Regions from separate parts of the Homo sapiens genome. Here region 1 is linked to region 2. Evidence: chromatin contacts called from ENCODE Hi-C or POLR2A ChIA-PET data. All regions are on one chromosome and are shown on one strand. The core of a region is the stretch at or near the end of the contact, and the rest is flanking DNA. Distances in the headings are between cores, read along the strand shown. Region 1 overlaps SLC60A1 (solute carrier family 60 member 1). Region 2 has its middle 23 kb from the start of SLC60A1.

Region 1 (6,647 bases), core at 1,671-4,170, 56 kb before region 2:
GAAAAGTGAGGTTGGAAGAGCCTCAGTAACCTGCCCAGGGCCACACAGCTAGAAGGTGAGCCAGCACTTGAGCCACGTTTCTCTTTCCAGCCAGATTCTCAGCACTCAGCTGTGCTGCTGGTGGTCACAGCTGGCTGACTGGACCAGGAAGAACCTTTTAGTGTCAGGCGTGTGAATCACAGCACTTGGGACAGGTTACCAAGAACCATGATCACTTAATTTTTATATTTATACATGTACATTTGTATATACATAGAGAAAGTGCAGGCAAAACCATTATACAGTTACTCTAATAGCCATTTGCTACTGCCAGCAGTCTCAGGACTGATCCCTGTCTAAGCTGGCAAGTTTACATTCTCCTTGTATCACTACAGGATTTGCTCTGGACAGGAGCTGTAACTCCTCAACAAATCCTGCTTTCAGTCTACTACTGCACAGCTTGAATTGTTCAGTAGGCCCAGCTTTTTGTGAAAGAAAAGGCCTTGCCATGGTATAAAGAGTTTTTTTCCCTCTATAAAAGATGTAAAATTTTTGGCTGGGTGCAGTGGCTCACGCCTGTAATCCCAGCACTTTGGGAGGCCGAGACGGGCAGATCATGAGGTCAGGAGATCAAGACCATCCTGGCTAACACGGTGAAATCCCGTCTCTACTAAAAATACAAAAAATTAGCTGTGCGTGATGGCATGCGCCTGTAGTCACAGCTACTTGGGAGGCTGAGGCAGGAGAATCGCTTGAAACTGGGAGGCGGAGGTTGCAGTGAGCCGAGATGACGCCACTGCATTCCAGCCTGGCAACAGAGTGAGACTCTGTCTCAAAAACAAAAACAAAAACAAAAAAAGATGTAAAATTTTCATTAGGTATTTTCAGAAAGTCTTAGTGCTGTTTCTATACCTTTTATATGCTAGTCAATGTCAGTAGAAAAAAATGGAACATCCATTTCATTCTCCTGGGCGATTTCTGGACCAGTTAGCCTTGATTACTAGCAGTGGTATGCTGGTAAATGTTTAACCACTGGCTCTCCGGGATCTGTAGCTTTTGCCAGTGTCCATGGTAATACTCCCACCAGGCTGATTTCAAGCTACCAACATGCTATCACGAAGAGTGGAGTTGAGACAAGGTGCACAGTAGCACACCATCATATATAGTAATTCCACCACACAGGTACCATGGACGTAAATTACCTCAAGAGCATCAAGATCAAATTAGGAAGTGATATGCTTTGAATATTTATTACCTTTGTTTTAAATGTAATTGATTTAATTATAAGTTTGTATGATTTGATTTTTAATAATGGCTGCATTTAATAACCAGCTGTCAAAATGAAAATTTTACAATCAGCTTTTCTAAGTTGGTATGAGCCAGCTTAGCATACCACTACATTAGTATACCAAAGAGAGCAAGATTCAACTTTTCCTTTTGGTGTTTGAGAATATAGATAAGCTATTGATGTCTGCAGCAGGAATTTAAGAGACTTTGGACTATTAAGTGAAAAGCACGAAAATCCTTTGAGCATGCCAGGGAATAACTTGCAGCTTGTTTTGCTTAAATTGAAATATATCTACATATAGCAATGATCATGGAGCTTTACAATTTCAACCTATTTTTACAAACTTCAATGAAGAATGATCTCAAACCCAGAGTATGGTCCATGCATGAGGTGACAAATGGAGTGAAGCGCGCGGCTGTCTCCTTCCTTCCCATCTGGGTATCTGGACAGCTCTTACCAACAGTCTGAACCAGGGAAGAAGATAACTTGAGAAGCCAGGTAAACTTCTAATGATTTTGACCAGGTACCAGGACTCAATTTAATTTCCTCTACCCAACCAAGTTTTAGTGGAGAAGACTTGAATAGCCATTGAGAGAGCGCCTCCACCACCACCCAGCTTTCTGAAACAGTATGGTCGTGCTGGTGATCAAGAGGCTGAAAGTCTTCTCTTGCCTTCTTCACCCAGTTTTACCTCTGGTAGCACTCAGAGTTTTCCATTCCAATTGATCTGTCTTGGGTAGGAACTACAAAAGAAAAACAAAACAGGTAGCATGTTTCAGCAGCTCTGATGAGTTGCAGTGATGATTCATTCTGAGAGCTTACCCAGGCTGTTTGTTTCTCTGCCATTCTGTGGCTCTAGAGGGAGCAAAGTGAAAAGTCAGACCCCCTAGTTCTGGCGAACAGTTGGTGGAGGCAGTTTCCTGAGACTGCTGTCTAGGGCTTGGGGAATGTGTCTGTCTCCCATGAATAAGGAGCCCATTAAGTGTTATTCATTTAATGTTCAGCAAATATTAATTGAATGTAGGTCTTAAATGAAACTCCTGTGTGTGTGCAACCAGTACTGCTGTCTCAGAAGTGAGGCTATAGTTAGTGCTGTTTTGGGGGCCACCTTTCCTTCTGGGCCTTTGTACTGAGCGTTTAGAGCGTAGATATGTTCACCCACTGAGAGCGGATGGTGAATGCCTGTTCCTTTAGTCTTTTTGTGATGATTTTGCTTTTTATAGGGAGGACAGAGTCTCCGCCTGGGCACCTTCTCTTAAGAACTGGCTTTGCACACAGCCGATGCAGTCCCTGGGCACTTTGAAAGCAGTGGGCAAAAGGGCAGGTAAGGGCTCAGGGTTATGAAAATTGCTTTGGGACTCCCCCTGCCTGGGGTCTCTAGAAGGGAGACTATTCTTAGGAGGTGTCTGTGCCCTGAAGGAGACTTTCTTTGCTACTTGGCCTGAAGGACTTCTTTTTGAAAAAAAGATTTGGACTAGAATCAAAATCCTGAACTGCAAAGAGATGGCCAATTAGGCCGTTGGGCTGAGTTCCAGCCAAGGAGTCGGGCTCTGCCTTTCAGTTCCCTGAACAGGCTGGAAAGAGATTCTTGGCTCATGGTCCCATGACATGGTGGGATGCAGGAAGCCAAGTTCACAATCCATACCCCTCTGCTAATGGAGAAACCATGAGTCAGCCGACCCAGCTCTCGCCTATCTTAAGAGTCCAGCGCAGACAATCGTATGGAAAGCAGGAAGAGAGGAAAAGGAAGCTGTAGAAAAATAAACATTTCCTTGCATTTTACTTGGAACAGAGCAGCGTTTCTGGCACGTTAAGATCCATAGCATCTCCTGCTCCCCCGCTCCCCGACCCCGGCTCTGTTTTCCTCCTCTTGTGTAGAAACAGATACTTTCCTTACCTGATGGGAGTCCAGGGTGCATCCTGTGGAAAAACAGGAGCAAGATATAGAAGGTAAAAGCCAGACAACCAAAGATCACGCCACAGACCAGGAAACTATAGCTGCCCTGAGCCTGGAATATCTGCCAAAGGGGAAAACACAGAGAGACAGACAATTAAAACTTCACGTGGAAGGTGTATCGGAGGAAGCAGCCTTCTCCATCCTTGGCTGGTTTTTCAGCTAAGTTGAGGCCCGTCACACCAAGAGATGGAATCACGGGGAGGAGGGAGGCCTTGGCCTTGTTTCAAGTTGATGTGTCTGGAGAAGGCCGAAGTCCTGCTCTAAGGCAGGGACTGGACCTGGTGACCCCCTGCAGTCCCTTGCAGCTCTGTGTTCTGGAACCTTCTGACGATCTCTATCATCACTGAAGCTCCAGTCATACTAGGTGTTTCTATACCCATAAGCCCTAACCAGAACTTTGCAGAGGATATATTGTTTTACTCTTTTATTATGAGAATTTAAAACATGTTAAAGTAGTATATGGAGCTCCAATGAACCCAACACTCAACTTTAGCAGTCAGCACCGGTTTCATTGGTGGCCTTGCACTTCTTTTCTGCACTAGGTTACACTAAAGCAAGTCCCAGATGTCACATCATTTCAATGAGGAGGGTATGGTGAGATGCAGCTCTTCCCCTCCCTCCAGCAGGGCAAAAGAGGAGGAAAGGAGAATGGAGTCACAATGAGGGAGATTTTGGAGGCCGGAAGATCTAGATGTGAGGTCCTCTCTGTCAGTTTCTGGAAGTGTGACTGACCTAGGGTAAGTTGCTAAATTCATCTGAGTTTCCGTGTCCTCTGTTGTAAAAAGGGGAATAATATCTACATTATAGTATTCAATAAAAAGTAGATGTTAGGTTGTTTTTTTTTTTTTCCTGGTGAATAAATGAAACATGGGTGGATTTGAATAGAACTGGAAGAGTTGGCCCTCTCGGTCAGGGCAGGAGTTGAGCAGGAAGCTGGGCCCTCTGCAGGGTGGCCAGAGGCTGTGAGAGGTGGGGTAGGGAGTGGTGGGTTCCGAAGGGATGGAAAAAGAACTCTGACTGCAGTTCCAACCCATCTCAGGCTCTGAGAGCTAAACAGCATTCCCACGGGCCCCCTCTGGCCCTGCTCCCAGACATGGCTTGTGTTTGCTTTGGACTTTTCCATGCATCCGTTTACATCTCCAGATCCCACATATGGAGGCTCAGCTCTCAGGGCTGGCTTGGAAACGGAAACAGGTAACAACGGCACAGGGGGCCCTGCTGGCTTTGCTGGAGACTCAGGAAAGGGACAGTTTGAGTTCAGAAGGTGGCTATCTGCATCTTCTCACCTGTCAGAGGAGTGCTCCCCAAATGCTCCCCTCTCCCTTACAGGTCCCCACATACCGAACCAACCAGCATCTGCAGCACCATCTCGCCAACTCCTGCCCCTGTCACCAGCACTGTGGTTGCACAGCCTAACAAAAAGAGAAGGTTTGGTTTGGTAAAAGCAAGTTAAGGAGACAGAAGCCAGCATTACAATCCAGGTTGCTGGCCAGGCACAGTGGCATATGCATTTCGGAAGGCACATCCCAGTACTTTAGGAGTCAGAAGTGGGAGGATCTCTTGAGGCCAGGAGTTCAAGACCAGTCTGGGCAATATCACAAGACTTGGTCTCTACAAAAAGTAAAATTTAAAAAAATTAACTGGGCATGGTGGTGTGCACCTGTAGTCCCAGCTACTTGGGAGGCTAAGGTAGGAGGGTCCCTCGAGCCCATGAATTGGAGGCTGCAGTGAGCCATGATCGCACCACTGCACTCCAGCCTGGGTGACAGAGTGAGACCCTGTCAAAAAACGAAAAAAAAAAAAAAAAAAAAAAAAAAACAACCTAGGTTGCTTCTGGGAAACCTCTGGAAGATGGCCTGGCAGAAAGGACTACTTTGGATTTCTCAGACATGAGCCTGTAACTTTGCTTTGGGAATGCCTAGGTCTTACTGTCATTTTGTCCTTTCCTTGTTCTGAAACCTTTAATTGCTCATCAATATCTCAGGGTAAATCCCATCTTGCTTAGCCCTGGCATTCAGCGCCATTCCCATTCTGACTGCTACCTACCTTTCCAGAAAGATTTCCTGATATCCTGAGGCTAGCCCTCTGGTGCAGGCAGACTAGTGTCTTCGCTGTCCTGGCATTGCACTGACCAGCCACACGCCCTGATGAGTCTGGCAGTGTGGTGCACACCTTCAGAGCCCAAGCTTCAGAGTCAGACTTGGGTTCCAAGCCCAGGTTGTCACCTACTGGCCATGTGACCTTAGACAAGTTCTCTAACCTCTCTAGGCCTTGGTTGCCTTCTCTGTAAGATGAGCATCACACCTCCTTCACAGACTTACCGTGTGGGTAACTCTGATGTAAGACATGCCAAGAGCCTGGCATAGGACTGGCACACAGTAAACTCAAAACCAGCCCAACTCTCTGCGCAAGCCCCTCAGCACTGCCTTCAGGATGAAGGCCAAGGACTTTCAAGTGGTTTGCAGAGCCCTTTAGACTCTGCCCCTGCTAATGGCTCAGGCTTCTCTCTCCCCCTCCACCCTCCGTAACTCTCACCTCCAGGCTTCAGCACACATCTTCACTCCCCACTGAACATTCATCCTCCTCCTCTTTTCTGGTAAACTATCATTCATCTTTTTTTTTTTTTTTTTTTTTTTTTTTTTTTTTTGAGACAGAGTCTTGCTCTGTCGCCCAGGCTGGAGTACAGTGCCTCAGCCTCCCAAGAAGCTGGGATTATAGGCATGCCCCACCACACCTGGCTAATTTTTGTATTTTTAGTAGAGATGGGGTTCCACCATGTTGGCCAGCTGGTTCCCATTGATCTTTTAGGTCCTAGTTTAGACTTCCATCAGTAATGTTCCTCTCTGGTCCCCATGCCTGGATGGGTTGCTTCTCTGTGCTGTGATATCACTCTGCACCTGCTCTCACCACACTGTCTGTTGACCAGCTAGCCCTCCCCACTAGGCTGGAAGCCCAGGAGAGGATGGCCATGCCTTGTCTTATAGATCACTGGCAAAAACCAGTGCCTGTTAGTAGCACAGCAGCTAACACATAGTAGACACTATTTTTTTTTAATAAAATGGTTGTCATCATTGTCTACTCTGGACTTCACATTCCTTCTAGCTCGTTCAGTCTCACTTATGTTCAGACTTGTCTCTGTGCCTTTGCTCTCATTCTGTTCACTGCCCCACCCTACCCAGGAAGGCCTTTCCATTTTCCTCTCTGCTTTTCTAGATTCTGGTCCAGCTCACATCCCATCCCCTCTATGAAGCTACTTTTATTTAAATCAACACTGCCCCCTCACTCCCTTCCCTGAATTCCAGCAGCACCCATCTGTCTGTTCCACTCATTTGTTTAAAAAACTGAGGACCACTGGGTTCTATGCTAACCACTGAGGATGCTCAGGTGAATACTAAGAGTTAACAAGACACTGAGTGCCTGTGA
Region 2 (7,465 bases), core at 4,370-6,869:
CACCTGCCTTGGCCTCCCAAAGTGCTAGGATTACAGGCTTGAGCCACCATGCTGGCCCCTATGTTTATTTTATCTTATGTAAAAATGCAGATTCACTGAGCTAGATGAATGCATAGGTGACTAGTCCTCTGCCCACCTCTCACATGTGAAGGGCTGATCAAAGACTCAAAAGAATGCAACCATTTGCCTCTTATCTACCCATGCCTTTTAAAAATTTCTTCCTTTCACCAATATCCACCCTTTCTTCTTTAAATATTGAAGCCCTCAAAATCATCCTTGGAGACAGGCACAGACCTGTCTTCTGGATGTGCATCCTTAACCTTGGAAAAATAAACCTCTAAATTAATTGACACCTGCCTCACAAAATTCTTGGTTTACAAAAGCATTAAAATATTAACTAGCAGTGGTTGTTTATAGGTAGTTGGCATATGAGTGATTTTAATCTTTATCCTATTTCTGTTTCTCCCTCAATTTTTTTTATGATAAGCATATCAATTCTAATAATCAGCCAAAAAAATAATGGATGCTGCCCTCCCCCACATGGTGCACAGGACCAAGCTCAGTGTCTTCAATGCATTTCCATCCTCCTCCCCTATCATTTCCCAACCTCCCCCAGCACAGCAGGATCGGTGGTTTCTGAACATGGCCCCTTGGTTGTTCTCCCCTGTCCTGCAGAAATGCGACCCAGCTTCCACTGTGCAGCTTGTGTGTCACCCCCTTCCAGATAGAATCAGCGGCTCTTCCTTTGTGCCTATGTAGCCAACTGTTTCCCACTGGCCTGGATTCCTGGTGGGTGTGGACCTTGTCTTCTTGTCCCTTTGCCACCTAGGATGGCCCCCGCCTTGACTCAGGGGGCGTGCCGAGTGCTGGCAAATGCAGCTGAATGACCACAAGCCCTTGTTGGCTTCCTCCACCTTCTGTGAGATGGCTGGGTTACGAGAGTCCGAGTTGGCCACAGTCCTCTCTTCATGGTGGTGTCTCCTTTCTGGGCATCACTCTTTCCGGGGTGTTCTGCCAGACATGCTGCAGTGCTTGTTCCCCACTGGGGGGGGGGCCCTCGACTTAGCAGCATCCTTCAGACAGAGCTGCATCTTCCAAACCAAGGATGGTTACCGACCAACCCCCAGAGGTCTAGCTGGAGGAACAGGGGCTCTCGGGACGGCTGGTTGGCCTCAGGAGAGGGGCAAGAGGAGGGCTTTTTCTCACATCCCGTCAGGAATCTTGGAGAAAATGGGGCTGGGAGCCCAAGTAACACATTTGTCCTGACACTTCCACTCCCTCCTAGGAACCTTCCAAGTCTTCTTGCCTGCATCTGTCCAAAAGAAAATTGGGCAGGAGGGGAGGAGACAGGAGCAGGGGAGTGACTGAAGCAGGGCCCAACCCCAATCTATCTCCTTTCCTCTCAGAGGATTTGAGATGGTTCCTTGCCTTTTAGCAGATTCATGGAGAAGAGCATAGCTGGCAGAGAATCCCATTCCTTCCCAGTTTCTCAGCGTGCAAAGATCCCTTAATTCACAGACTGCCTGCACCCATCTCTTACCCAAGCCCTGCCCCCCAGTCCACATGGAAGTTGAACCTAAAGGAAATGTTTTTTGTTTGTTTGTTTGTTTTTTGAGACAGAGTCTTGCTCTGTCGCCAGGCTGCAGTGCAGTGGCGCCATCTCGGCTCACTGCAACTTCTGACTCCCTGGTTCAAGGGATTCTCCTGCCGCAGCCTCCCGAATAGTTGGGATTACAGGCACGCGCCACCACGCACAGCTAATTTTTGTATTTTTAGTAGAGACGGGGTTTCACCACATTGGCCAGGATGGTCTTGAACTTCTGATCTCAGGTGATCTGCCCACCTTGGCCTCCCAAAGTGCTGGGATTACAGGCGTGAGCCACTGTACCTGGCTGGTCTCTTTTTTTTTTTTTTTTTTGAGATGGAGTCTTGCTGTGTCACCCAGGCTAAAGTGCAGTGGCACGATCTTGGCTCACTACAACCTCCACCTCCTGGGTTCAAGCGATTCTCATGCCTCAGCCTCCTGAGTATCTGGGATTACAGATGTGCACCACCACGCTCGGCTAATTTTTGTACTTTTAGTAGAGACGGGGTTTCACCATGTTGGCCAGGCTGGCCTTGAACTGACCCTCAAGTGATCCACCTGTCTTGGCCTCCCAAAGTGCTGGGATTATAGGCGTGAGCCACCATGCCTCACTGAACCTAAAGGAAATGGAAGAGAAGAGCAGGCCGTGTGCAGTGGCTCACACCTGTAATCCCAGCACTGTGGGAGGCCGAGGCAGGAGGATTCCTTGAGCCCAGGAGTTAGAGAGTAGCCCGAGCAACATATCGAGATCCCGTCTCTACAAGTAATAAAGTAATTAGCCAGGCATGCTGGGGCACACCTGTAGTTGTAACTACTCAGGAGGCTGGGGTGGGAGGATGGCTTGAGCCCGGGATGTCAAGGTTGCAGTGAGCCAGGATTGCGCTACTGCACTCCAGCCTGGGCAACAGAGTGAGGCTCTGCCTCAAAAAAAAAAAAAAAAGAGAGAAGAGCAGGTGTCAAATTCCTTTTATGTCCATCTATGCTTTCTCTTAAGCAGCCTTGGTTTAAGAGATACTAATAGAGATACTTCCTAATCTGGCTGTCGTTGCTTTCATCCTTATCCTTATACCCTAGCAGATTTACCAAGAGGATAAATCCCAGCTGGAAGTCTTGGACATCTGGCTCCATTTTCAGCATTATCTCCAGATTAGGGCAGCCAGGGAGAAACTTGGATGTGGAGGGCACACAGCCCTGCACAGACACAGACAACTATGAAGTCAACTATTAAAAGACTCCCCATGCATAAAATCCTTCCATTAATAGTCAATAATGGCTAATATTGTGTGACATATTTTGAGGACTTTTCCCCTGTGTCAGGGAAGTGGGTATGTTTTTTATATCTCCATATTACACATAAGAAAACTGAGGCACAGAGAGGTGAAGTAAGTGGCCCAAGGTCGCTCAGCTAGCAAGTACACTAGCCAGGATTTGAGCCCTCTGGCTCTAGAGCCTATGCCCTTAACCACGAGGCTATCCTGCTAGGGTTACACTTTCCTTTTCAGGGTCTTGTGAGGCACAGCTTGACCCCTGACCCTCTTTGGGTACCCTGGGCCACCCCATGGGTCCAGAGTCTGATTTTGAACTCTAACCAGCCACCCCACCCCAGCCCTTGGCTCCCCAGCAGAGTGAAGTGGGTCTGCTCCAGCTTGAGGCTACTAGGAGCCCATTGATGGCATTGCCTAGAGCCACATCATGCAGAATGAGCTCCTGGCAGCACAAGCCCGCGCTGTTCATTCGGAGCTGCGGCATGCTCACTAGGTCCTCATGGTGATGCTGGGAGGTGGACTAGAGTATCCCATTTGGCATGTGAGGAATTGAGCTCCGTGAGATTAAGTCACTGGTCCAGAATCACAGAGTAGCCAAGCCAGGATTCAAACCCAGACCTCCACGTGCCATGTGCAGCTCTCCTTTCACAAATCCACAGCTGCACTCCAGGGATTCCCGGCTGACAAATGTAGTTTGGGTGTCTTACTGTGGTCTTTAACCCGCAGGACCCAAAGCTACAGCGTTTCCAGTTTCTTTCCTTCCCAGACTCTCAGGAAACCACTTCTCAAACGTCTACTTGCTACAGAATTGCTTGAGGAGAGTATTTAAAATGCAGATTCCCAGAGTTCATCCTCCAGGGATTCTGACTTTGGAGGTCTGGGGTAGGGCCCAGGACTCTGCATTCTTAGCAGACCCTCAGATAATTCTGAAGCAGGAGGGTCCTGATGCACCCATCTCTGAGAAACCTGCTTTACACCCATCTGAGTGGTATCTGTCCCAACCCCTACTCATGGCAAGGGGCCCATAAACCTCTGAGGGATGACTAAATGTTCCGGTGTGGTTCAGGTTTCTCTCTGGGGGTTGAAAATGTTATAAAGTGCAATGGGAGATTTTCTAGGCAGAAGATGGGTCCTTTGCCTTCTGAGAGATGGGGCTACTTCTCTTGGGTTTCACTCTATAGGTGAAGGCGGAGTGAGGGGAGAGGGCCGCCCCTTGAGGGCTCAGCAGGGCCCTAGCCTGCGCCTGTTTTCAGACCAGGTTGCTGCTCTTTTGGCTGACGTCATAAAACAGAGCCCTGGGTGGGCGTGGTGGCTCACGCCTGTAATCTTAGCACTTTGGAAGCTGAGGCAGCGGGATCACCTGAGGTCAGGAGTTCAAGACCAGCCTGCTCAACATGGTGAAACCCCATCCCTACTAAAAATACAAAAATTAGCCACGTGTCAAGTGAGGAGCACCTCTCTCTGGCCGCCGCCCTGTCTGGGAAGTGAGGAGTGCCTCTTTCTGGCCGCCACCCTGTCTGGGAAGTGAGGAGCACCTCTGCCCGGCCGCCGCCCACCATCTGGGATGTGAGGAGTGCCTCTGCCTGGCCGCTGTGCAACCCTCCAAGTGTGAAGTGACAGCCTTGTGGGTGATACTTCTGCCCTCCCCAAGTTTGCATTTTTGACATTGAAGTTTACTTTTTAATTAAAAGTTTTAAATTGGAGAATAAAAAAAAATTAGCCAGGCGTGGTAGCACACGTCTGTAATCCCAGCTAACTGGGAGGCTGGGGCAGGAGAACTGCTTGAACCTGGGAGGTGGAGGTTGCAATGGGCCAAGATCGTGCCACTGCACTCCAGCCTGGGCGACAGAGCAAGACTCTGTCTCAAGCAATAACAACAACAACAGAGCCCCAAGTCAGTGTTTCTCAACCTTGCCCCAACCGCTTCCGAATCACCTGTTATTTGTCAAAAATGCAGATTCCTGCCCCCAACTCTGATTTGTTGAATTAGGATGAGGAAGAGGGGACAGCGCCCAGAAATCTGCACTCTCGGCTGGCACCCCAGCCATCACTTATGCACCTGAATGCTTGAGAAATTCTGTCGCAGAACATGGACTTTGGAGTGTCACAGACCTGGGTTCCAGTCCCAGCTCTGCCACAAAGTAGCTGCGTGGTCTGGAGCAATCTCAGTCTCTGTGAAACTCAGTTTCCTCATCTAAAGAAATAGGTTACTACACAAGCTTATTGGTCTTGCTGTGAGTTGATTCTCACAAGACCAATCAAACAATGAAGAAATGTACGCAAAGCACTGGGCACCTCGGAGAGATGGCACCCCCAGCCTAGTGGTAAAGAGAGGGATGCATAGAGGAATGCTTTCTCTGGGAGGAAAGAGCTGGGAGCACTGAGCATTACTCACCCACTGGCAAACACTGACCCACTTCAAAACAATTCTGACTTTCCATTTCCTCTGGGGGGAGCTCAGTGAAGCTTTCAAAGGTGACTAGGTCCTTTCCCATACTCAGGTGTGAGCCATCCCAAGTCCCAAGTTGGGGTCAGGTGTTGTAAACAAAAAATAATACAATTTTGACTCCTTCCACACCTCCAGCTGAGCCCTCCATCCACGGCCCCACCTGCCATTTCCCCTCCACGTGACATTCCTAGATCCCTCACTGGGTGGCAGGCCCAGTCTGAAAGGCCCTCTTGGCAAACCACGGGTCTGCCAAGGTCCCTGGGACCTGTAGCCTCAAAGCCAGGAGTTTCCAAATCCTTCCTTCTCTTTGGCTCTCCCAGTCTGGCCATGCAAAGAAACGCCAGAGCTTTTAAAAAGTTTCGGCCATTCATAATGGATTAGTCCACTCCGGAAACATTCCCCAGCTCTGCTGAGAGCCTGCCAGGCGACTTGGTGACGTGCTGCTCTCAGCGCACACAATGGGCATGGGAGAACAATGACGAGGAGAAAAACATCCCGCCCGCGTGTCCATGGGCTCACATCCTCCTAGGACCCCGCCCCCGCATGCGCTCCCAGAGCTGGGGGAGTGGGGCGGGGGGACGGGGAGGGAGGGATAGAGAGAGGTGCTAGAGGACAACTGCGAGAGCAAGTGAGGGAGGGGAAGAGGAGGAGCTCACCCAAATTTCCCCGGTTTGGCTGCATTCTGAACCAGTTGGGTGAGTCAGATTAGAAGCCAAATCTGCTTATTCTGGCTCTCCTGCTAGCCCCGCGGCCACTGCTCACGGCCCGATGCTGAAACGGATTAAAACCTGAGCTGGCAAACAAAACAGTTCAGAGTTACTGACCTACGGTGCACAGCGTTGGGGCAGGGGTGTGCCTGGTAGGAGGCCAAGTGTTGCCACTTAACCTCCCATGTGCAAGGAGTTCAAAATCCCAAAGCCTCAGTTTCCCCATCCACTGAAATGGGGAAATCGTGCATGCTCTGTTTCCCTCACAGAAGGTGAGGCAACAAGGGCTACTGGGCGTGAAAGCATTTTCATAATTATTAAAAACATTAGCCAGGCGCGGTGGCTCACGCCTGTAATCCCAGCATTTTGGGAGGTTGAGGCAGGTGGATTACTTGAGGTCAGGAGTTCGAGACCAGGCTGACCAACATGGTGAAACCCCGTTTCTACTAAAAATGCAAAATTAGTCAGGCATGGTGACATGCACCTGTAATCCCAGCTACTTGGGAGGCTGAGGCAGGAGAATTGCTTGAACCTGGGAGGCGGAGGTTACAGTGAGCCGAGATTGTGCCATTGCATTCCAGCCTAGGCAACAAGAGTGAAACTCCATCTCAAAAAATAAATAAAAACAAACAAACAAAAACCCAAATAATTATTTAAAAAAATACTTGGTCACCAGGTGGTGTCATTCCTCTGACAAAGCCACTGGGGGAGGTCACAGCCAGGAATTAGAAGGCATGGCGCTTTTCATCCCAGGCAGCTTACAACTTAAACCCAAGAAAGAGACTTAGACACTGAAAACCTAGATACAAGAGTGTAGACTAAGCTGGGTGCGGTGGCTCATGCCTGTAATCCTTTCACTTTGGGAAAGGAGGATGTGAGCCCATGGACGCGCGGGCGGGATGTTTTTCTCCTCGTCATTGTTCTCCCATGCCCATTGTGTGCGCTGAGAGCAGCATGCCAAGGTGGGCGGATTGCCTGAGCTAAGGAGTTCAAGACCAGCCTGGGCAACATGATGAAAGCCCGTCTCTACTAAAATACAAAAAATTAGCCGAGCATGGTGGCATGTGCCTGTAAGTCCCAGCTACTTGGGAGGCTGAGGCAGAAGAATTGCTTCAATCCAGGAGGTGCAGGTTGCAGTGAGCCAAGATAACGCCACCGCACTCCAGCCTGGGTGACAGAGCGAGACTCCGTCTCCAAAAAAATAAAAAGTGTAGACTATAGACAACTAGAATTTCTAGACTGTCTGGCTTGGGGTAGGTCTGGTTGGGGATTGGGAGAATGCTTGGGGGATTTACTGAGAAGTGGTCACTGTTTCTATGCTAAGCTCTGTTTTTCACTTAGGTTATAGGTATTTGGGTGGCCTTTCAGGCAATGGAGGTTATGAGGGAGCTAAGGCCCCTGTGGACCCCTTGGCACCAGCACTGGCATAGGCCCACTTGCTACCACCAGAACTGAGCAC

The links. A loop is a pair of places that touch in the nucleus more often than their neighbours do. ChIA-PET counts read pairs that join two places held with the same protein, here RNA polymerase II (POLR2A). Pooled maps may share reads with other maps.
Region 1: a loop to region 2 is called in a map of endothelial cell of umbilical vein, with 7 times the contacts of the local background. The contact joins two enhancer-like sites. A Hi-C loop is called at or near these places in 28 of 168 maps with a recorded cell type or tissue (A673, CD4-positive, alpha-beta T cell, HepG2 and 17 more), 2 of 37 single-sample maps with no recorded cell type and 12 of 50 pooled maps. POLR2A ChIA-PET finds 5 or more read pairs at or near these places in 13 of 52 experiments (A673, AG04450, H1 and 9 more).

What each region holds. Positions count from the first base shown.
Region 1 is chr1:205,595,769-205,602,415 of GRCh38, reverse strand. It overlaps SLC60A1 (solute carrier family 60 member 1), which reads right to left. Exons shown (of 10, transcript NM_181644.5): 8 at 4,566-4,636; 9 at 3,165-3,285; 10 at 1-2,010. The coding sequence ends at 1,955. Among named protein-coding and RNA genes, the nearest start is that of SLC60A1-AS1, 30 kb to the right of the region's middle. RefSeq lists an enhancer at 1,252-2,451. Within about 2 kb of position 2,920, at least 18 of the 41 ENCODE cell types and tissues checked have a DNase peak (open chromatin) inside an H3K27ac peak, as active enhancers do; they include dorsolateral prefrontal cortex, endothelial cell of umbilical vein, heart right ventricle and 3 more, where a contact is called at or near this core.
Region 2 is chr1:205,541,990-205,549,454 of GRCh38, reverse strand. No RefSeq gene overlaps it. Among named protein-coding and RNA genes, the nearest start is that of SLC60A1, 23 kb to the left of the region's middle. RefSeq lists silencers at 5,775-5,904, 6,005-6,054 and an enhancer at 5,620-5,914. Within about 2 kb of position 5,619, at least 22 of the 41 ENCODE cell types and tissues checked have a DNase peak (open chromatin) inside an H3K27ac peak, as active enhancers do; they include dorsolateral prefrontal cortex, endothelial cell of umbilical vein, heart right ventricle and 3 more, where a contact is called at or near this core.